2 separate regions of the Homo sapiens genome follow, and region 1 is linked to region 2. The links are chromatin loops, found by intact Hi-C in ENCODE. Cell type or tissue: GM12878. All regions are shown on one strand.

Region 1 (4,000 bases), 110 kb after region 2:
TCTCACTCTGTTGCCCAGGCTGAAGTGCAGTGGTACGATCATTGGCTCACTGCAGCCTTGACCTCCTGGGCTCAGTGATCTTCCTGCCTCAGCCTCCTGAGTAGCTGGGGCCACAGGCTAGTGCCACCATGCCCTGCTAATTTTTTAAATTATTCATAGAGACGGGGTCTCCCTGTGTTGCCCAGGCTGGTCTTGAACTCCTCCTTCTCCTTTTTGTATCCTCTTAGTCATCAAGCCATCCTCCTGCCTCAGCCTCCCAAAGTGCTGGGATTTCAGTGTGATCCACTGCGCCTGACCTGAATATTGGTTTTTTTGAAGTCTAGGCTAAACAACTGTTTTTGTCTCAGTTTTTTTTTTTTTAATTTCCCTCCTTTGAACTCTGAATTGACAAGCTTACTTCCTCCCAATGTGGTGTTCTTGTTATTATTGTTTTTGCTAGCTGAAGTATTTTTTTTTTTTTTAAACATAATTTACTAGGTTTTTCTTCCTGGCCAGAAGTAAGTTCAGGGTAATAGTTCCCTTCCTTGTATCTTCAGCTGTGTGAGAGGTAATGTAGAGTGAGAATTTATTTATCAGGTGCCCTGCTCGTAGCAGAAGGCATGACCTCGACTTCTCTCTCACAGTGACCTTGTGTTTGTGTTGGTGGCTTGAACTCACTCTTGTGTCTGGGCCATTTCTCTCACTGTGTAGGAAAGAGTGGTTCCTGTCTTCTCCCTGGCCATGTAGTCTGCTGTGTGTCACCATAACAATCATCTATCTTCCGGTTCTTTTTCCTTCTCTCCTCACCCAGTTGTCTCCAGTCTTAGGCGTGTGGAATTGTGTACTGGGTGGGGGATGTGTGTGTGTGGGCCGCCCTCTTGATTTGTAGGATCCTTCTCTTCCTCCACATTCTCTGTCAACTCTCCTCCACCCCCTGTGAGATCTGTGGACTCAGGTATACGTTGCTGTGAGTCTCATTCTGCTCAGCTGGGGTGATGAAGGTGAGATTGCTTTTGTCGCTTCAAAGTAAAATTTTAGATTTGCTTTGGCAGCCGCACAGGGTCGTATGCATGGGGGCTGCTTAGGCCAGAGGCGCAGTGTTCCTGACCTCCTTCCGTCTTACTTTCTCTTGCTAGTTTGTCCATCTCTGTGGATTTTTTAAAGTAGATACTAGATACCTAGATACTACTAAGAACATGATCTTTCTCTTCTTGCCACTTGGATTTTAGCTTAAAGCCAACTTGGAACATTTAGGGTGTTTCCTTCCTACCACTGTCTGCCTGGTCTCCTAGGGAAAGATGCCTTGTATCTTGTTCTGGTGTACAGTCTGCCCATTTAATTGGTAAGTGTTTATTGTGACTCTTCTCTACTGGGCTCTGGCCCCAGGCCTGATGCGAATAGGGCAGGCCTGTGAACAGAGCAAAGACGAGTCACTTAGGAGGGGACGAGAGAGGCCAGCGGTAAACTAATATTACCAGCTCAGGGTTTATTTGTCAAAGCCTCCTTTGCTGTGAATAAAAGGTTAGATCTGAATTGGGTCTGAGTCCTGGCTTTATTACCTACTAGCCATGTGGCCTTGGGCAAATTATTAATACTTCCTTGGGCCTTGGTTGCCGCACCTGTACGATGGAGTCAGCAATGGATCCTGTTCTGTAGGGCTGCTAGGAAGCTTAAATATAGCAATATTTGCTATATATAAAGTGCACCTGGTACATAATTGATGCGGTTGAAATGAAAATTCCTCTTTCTCTTTCAGTGCCATTTGCTGGAAGAAACAGAAGAAATATCTCTGTCCCCATCTTTCAGTTTCCTACCCAAGACTCCTGTGTGGTTGACATCACTGCTGTGTGCAGTGTTCATGTCCATATAAGTCAGAAGTGGCTTGCAGCAGTGGTTTGGGGCTTTGGGGCCTCTGCTCGCTCCTTATCAATTCTTAGGGTTACATCCTCTGGGAAGATGCCAGGCCTGGTCAAGTGTGGCCTCTGACCTAGAGTTATGCAAGGCCTCTCTTCCTCCTGTGGCCAGTGTGAAATTTCTCATCTGTGCTCTCCTGCCTCTAGCAGGAAGGTTGGCCTACATTTGGGGCACATCTCTGTCACTGTCTCAGGCCAGGGGTTCAAATATAAGACCTGAATCATACTGCACCTCAGAACCCAAACCCTTTTACTTAATTTTTTTTAAAAAATTTCATTCAGATGGTAAAGGTTCAAACAATACATAGAGATATAAAACAGAAAGAAAAAAAAATACACGCCTCTCTCTAGTACCTATTCCCCAGTAGTCAACACTGCTACCTTTTTTTTGCAGGGGAGGTAAATTCCTCCAGAAAAAAACTTAAACATCTACAATTTCATATATCCTCTCCCCTCTTCCCTAAAAAACAAAACAATAACAACAAAACTATAGAAATGGGATTATGCTATATATTCTGTTCAGTACTTTTTTGTTTTTGAAAATTTAAAAAATATGCAAAAGAAGAAAATGTCATCCATATTACTACCACTTATAATTAACCACTAATTAACTTTTAGGTGTGTTTGCTTCTTGTCTTTATGAATATACTTTAAAAGCTACTTAAGTAAGGTGGAAGCAGTTCTGTTTAAAAAATTAGGATGTTGCCCGGGCGCTGTGGCTTACGCCTGTAATCCCAGCACTTTGGGAGGCCGAGGCGGGCAGATCACGAGGTCAGGAGATCGAGCCCATCCTGAATAACATGGTGAAACCCTGTCTCTACTAAAAAATACAAAAAATTAGCCAGGCATGGTGGTGGGCGCCTGTAGTCCCAGCTACTTGGGAGGCTGAGGCAGGAGAATGACGTGAACCCGGGAGGCAGAGCTTGCAGTGAGCCAAGATCATGCCACTGCAGCTCCAGCCTGGGCGACAGAGCAAGACTCCATCTCAAAAAAAAAAAAAAAAAAAAAATAGGATGTTAAAGATAAAGCCAAAGTATTATATCATCTTGGTCCTTATCTGCTTTCCCATTTAATAGCATCCTGCTCTCCCCGTCGCCGTGGATGGGGAGCTGCCTCTTTCTTCTACGACACCGCACGTTTTCCATTGTATGGATTTGCTGTCATTTCATTTATCTGACCACCCTCTTATTGGTAGGCATTTAGGTTATTACCAGTTTTTTTGCCATTAAAATGCTTTATGAATATAATGTGTAGGATGGTTTCTTGCTGGGTAATTACTGGGTCCAAGGTTTGAACATTTACAATTTTGATAGACATGGCCAAATACCTCCCCAAAAATACTAGTTTATTTCTCTACCAACTGAATGTGTAAGAGAGTGCCTTTTCTCCCCAGATCTTTGCATAAACCTGGGAGTTTTATTTTGGTCAAACATTAAAATTTTTTTTTTGCCAGTCTGGTGAAATTATCATCTTTTTTATAAACATTTCTCTTTGAGCTACACTGAGTGTCTTCCATTCAGCCATCTGTGTTTCTCTTGCTTTGAACTGCCTGTTCTTATCGTTTGGCCATTTTTATATTAGGTTGTTGATCTTCAACAATTGATTTGCCTGAGTTAAGTTAGCCTTTTATCCATCATGTGTTGGAAATATTTTAAAGATTTGTCATCTACAGTGCGATTTTTAGGCCTCTTGACTTTTTGTTGAGCCCTAGGCTTTTGTGACTGCCTGTGACAGCTCTGGAGAGGGGGCCGACAGGCACAGTGGCCCGCAGTCGAGCCAGGCCCCATCTTCTGGGCAGTGACGCGTGGTTGTTTTAAGGCTTTTGGTACTGGGATTCCCCGTTGTAAGTTTTAGCTTTGTTTTGGGTAGGGACTTTTCCCCATCATATTAATGAACATTAATAACAAATAGAGACTTGCTTTTGCCTCCCAACCAAATGTTTGGGAATGTGTGCACCCACGTGAAGGGTCTGTGTGATATCTTTATCTCATCAACCTTCTAAGGCTTTTAAAACCTGTTGTTAGATTTATGTTTAGATCATGGTTCTAGGGGAGAACCATCGTCACTCCTCATTGAGCTTTGCAGAGGCTCTGAAAGGAGGACATACT
Region 2 (4,000 bases):
ATTATCTCCTCTACCTTAAAGAAGTCATAGCCATCCCATAAGGAAGTTTAAAGGGGAGGCAATTCATATATCATAAATTAGGCTGAGGGATGCCATAGGGAAGAGAGAAGAGACACATAGTGGGGCCAACTAGAGAAGTTCCTTCTAAGTTGACTTTATAAGAGGGGTTGCTCAGTGTAACTATATATCTAAGAACTGGATGTTTCCAGGATATCAAAAACAACCACATATATAGTAACTACAGAAACTTCCAAAGCCCAGATGAGAAATCTCTGCCAGCCCAGTGTTACTCAAGCATTGATCAATCAGATATTGCCTGTAAGGATAGGTGACTAGCTGGATAACAGTGGGGGAATAATACATAAGCCTGGCAAGGTAGCCAGGGTCCAAGTGAGAGTTCCCAATACTTGAACTTGCTTTAAACCTGGTAGCTCTGCTAACTGTACCTATAGGTCAGTTCCTGCCACAAAATCTGAAACTGGCTTCTTTCCCAGTTCTTAAAAGAAGGTTTTTCTCATCTACCCCTGAAAGGTCAATGGCTTGAGAACTCCAGTCTTGAACATGACTTGTATTTTTAACAACCCCTCATATCATTACCCCCACCACAAACCATCCATAGCTCCACCCCCATATACACTCTAAAGGCTAAAGTGAACAGGCCAAATATCCATTTACATAGTTTCCTCCTATCTCAGATAGAATACTGGGGGAGAAAAACGGTAACACCATCATTCTTTTCAACTGTAATTTCTGCTACAGGTAAACAGAAGTTTCTAGGTGCTTGGTTCCAAAGCGTTCAAGGAAAATAGAATAATATGAGTAGCAAAAATAAGATCTTTGAACACTGACCCCTCCCATGCCTACCATCGCTCTTTCCTTCTCTCTCAAAGAAGAAATTATCAAAATAATGAGTCCACCTTGGTCATCTCCATGAAAAAAAATAGTAAGATGTAATTTTTCACTCACTAGGATAACACAAATGAAGATGACCTATCATATCCAGTATTGGTGAGAGTATAGGGAAATAGGCTCCATATATGCTGCAGGTAGGTGTAAAAACTGATACAGCTTGTTTGTAGGAAAACAGAAAATACACATGATCTTCAACCTAACAATTCTGCATTTTAGTATCTACTCTGGAAAAATACTAGCAACAGTGTCCCTAGAGGCATCAATAAGATAACGTTTGTAATAGAGACAAATTGGAGGCAACCTCAATGTCCACCAGGAGAGGGCCTCTTCCATCACCACACAACAGGTAAAAAGGTTTGGCAGATCTGTGTGTTCTTATTTAACACACAGTTAAAGTTAAATGTGTATTGTTAGTATTTAAATGTCCGCATAAAAATAAAAAAGAAAAATTAAAAAAAGAAAACGTCCACACTATATTAAGTGAAAAAATAACACATACACAGTATAATTTTGTTTGAATTTTTAAACACACATACCCTAAGCCATGTATTTTTATACGCACATGTATATATGTGTAGGACAATGACAAGAAGGACACACATCAAAATGATAATGGTTATTTCTAGGAGAAAAAGATTGTGGGGTAAGGGAGGCTTTTAATTTTTCAGAGCTGTTCATACAATTACTTCTTATTTTTAAAAAGAAGCATTGGAGGCTAGACGTAGTGGCTCATGCCTGTGATCCCAACTCTTTGCGAGGCCAAGGCAGGAGTATCGCTTGAAGCCAACAATCTGAGACCAGCCTGAGCAACAGAGTGAGATCCTGTCTGTATGTAAACTGTATCTCAATAAAGCTATCAAAAATAATTAAAAGATGAGGATAATGATATGCATATAGGGAAAAAGCATGAGGGTGATGAAAGACAACAACAACAAAAAAACAAAAAAGGTCACAAACAGGAGACTAAGGAGACATGACAACTAAATGGAATTTGGTATTTTACATTGGATACGTGAAGAGAAAGAAGATATCAGTGAAAAAACTGGGGAAATATGAATAAAGTCTGTAGTTTAGTTAGCAGTACTTTGCCAATGTTAATTTCTTAGTTGTAATAATCTATATTGTGGTTATGTAAGAGGCTACCATTAGAGGAAGCTGGGTAATGAGCATTTCAGAACTCTACTATCTTTGCAACTCTTCTGTAAATCTAAAAAATAAAATAAAATAAAATAAAATAAAAATGCTAAGTTGAAAGAAAACAGAGCAGCAACAGCAAACAGCAAATACACTCTGCCCAGGCACATGGATTCCCCATAGGTTTGCTGCCATTCTCCTGCTGGCCCACTCTGCTTCTTCCAAAACCGATTTTTGCTTTCACTCTTTTGTTCATATGCTTTATAAGTTGTCATTCCCCTCCAACTTCTCTTTTACACAAGTTTTTCCCCCAAAGGCACAGTTGCCTGGCACAGTACCTGTTCCCCACCAAAGAAATGGCACAGAGGTCGCCCTTCTGTACCTGAGGCAGACCAGCAGGGGGCATCACCAGTCCAGGCAGCATCAAATCTGCAATGAACAAAAAAAATCACAACCTGCATTCAGCCTCCATCTCACTCTGCGTTTTACTTCATCATTTCCTCACTCGCTCAACAAAAAAATAGTTACTAGGTATCAACTATGTTTTTCATAATAAAAATGAAAAATGGCAACTTCCAACAAAAAAATAGTTATTAGTTATCAACTATGTTATTCATAATAAAAATGAAAAATGGCAACTTCAGTATCAGACCTTCTCCCCTTAGGGGGCTAAAGGTCAAACAGAGTTTGAGTGTCCTGGCCGGGCGCAGTGCCTTATGCCTGTGGCTTACGCTTTTTATGACCCCTTCACCCATCCAATAGCAGGACATTTATTTTTATTCAAATGGTGGTTTCTAAGCCAGAAGTGGGAACCTTGACTTCCACTCCAGACTCAGCTCCTAACATTCTTCTGGCATAAAAGAGCTACTCTTAGCCAGGTGCGGTGGCTCACGCCTGTAATCCCAGCACTCTGGGAGGCCAAGGCGGGCAGTTGACTTGAGGTCAGAAGTTCGAGACCAGCCTGGCCAACATGATGAAACCCTGTCTCTACTAAAAATACAAAAATTAGCCAGGCGTGGTGATGCACACCTGTAATCCCAGTTACTCGGGAGGCTGAGGCAGGAGAATCACTTGAACCTGGGAGGCAGAGGTTGTAGTGAGCCGAGATCATGCCACTGCACTCCAGCCTGAGCAACAGAGTGAGACTCCATCTCAAAAAAAAAAAAATAAAAAAAGTTTGAGTAGCCTATAACATGATCTGTCTTGTCCTAGTTTCCTAAATTCAGCTTATTGATTTACAGTATAGCACATGGTGGTTCATAAAATACTTTCACAACACTTATTTAAGCCTTACAACAGGGCCAGAGGGGCCCAGAGATCTTGTGTGGAACCAGCCAAGTGAGAAACATAAAACACATAGGGGAAAAAATTCCATTTTTCAACCACAAAAACACAGGAAATGGGTAAGTTTATTACATCAGTTGGCTTTTGCTAAGTAGGTTTCAGCCAATAGCCAGAATATAGGAGAATCCTCTTACCTGCTCCCCCTACCAGTTTCTCGAGCACCAGAGGCCATGTTGTAAAGGTTGGCAGAAGATCAGGATAGGACCACAGCGTGTACACTGTACAAAAAGAGATCCAGAAAACACTACTACCAAAAAGCCAATCTTCTAGAGAAATGGAAAAACCTAACACTATGGTCACTTTAATTAGAATACAGGAAAGAAACTCAACTCAAAGCTAAAGAGAAGGTTGTAAGGGGATGCCCAGAGAGGTTTCATTTTTGAGGAAGGAAAAAACCTAAGAAACTGAGTGTCACTTGAGATTTGGAGGCATCCGGATTGCAGCAGCAGAAAATGGTCACAGTGGACAAAAAAGTGAGGGCAGAGAACCAATGAAGCTTTTATTTACGGCTTCAGAAGCAAGTAGCCTAAGAACAGGAAGCCAGCTGTATAAAATTTGGAAACTTTCCCATGTTTATCATTTTTATCCCCTCTGTTTCCATAGTGATTAG

What was found. Peaks named below come from ENCODE experiments on the same cell type or tissue, not always from the same donor. Only the 100,000 strongest peaks of a DNase experiment are listed, where the experiment ranks them.
Region 1: it touches region 2 in a loop (2.3-fold over the local background); 3 of 110 quality-filtered maps call a loop at or near these places.

The regions. Positions count from the first base shown.
Region 1 is chr1:206,715,654-206,719,653 of GRCh38, forward strand. The region is part of intron 1 of MAPKAPK2 (MAPK activated protein kinase 2); the gene reads left to right. Among named protein-coding and RNA genes, the nearest start is that of MAPKAPK2, 33 kb to the left of the region's middle. In GM12878, no CTCF peak of the experiment used is centred here; a DNase peak (open chromatin) is centred at 1,848; H3K4me3 peaks cover 1,263 bases; H3K27ac peaks cover 3,706 bases.
Region 2 is chr1:206,605,852-206,609,851 of GRCh38, forward strand. EIF2D (eukaryotic translation initiation factor 2D) reads right to left here. Exons shown (of 15, transcript NM_006893.3): 3 at 3,525-3,608; 4 at 2,385-2,475. Among named protein-coding and RNA genes, the nearest start is that of EIF2D, 4.6 kb to the right of the region's middle. RefSeq lists enhancers at 3,697-3,796, 3,837-3,896. In GM12878, CTCF peaks have their summits at 1,217 and 2,439 (motif pointing right); a DNase peak (open chromatin) is centred at 3,860; H3K4me3 peaks cover 1,580 bases; H3K27ac peaks cover 1,685 bases.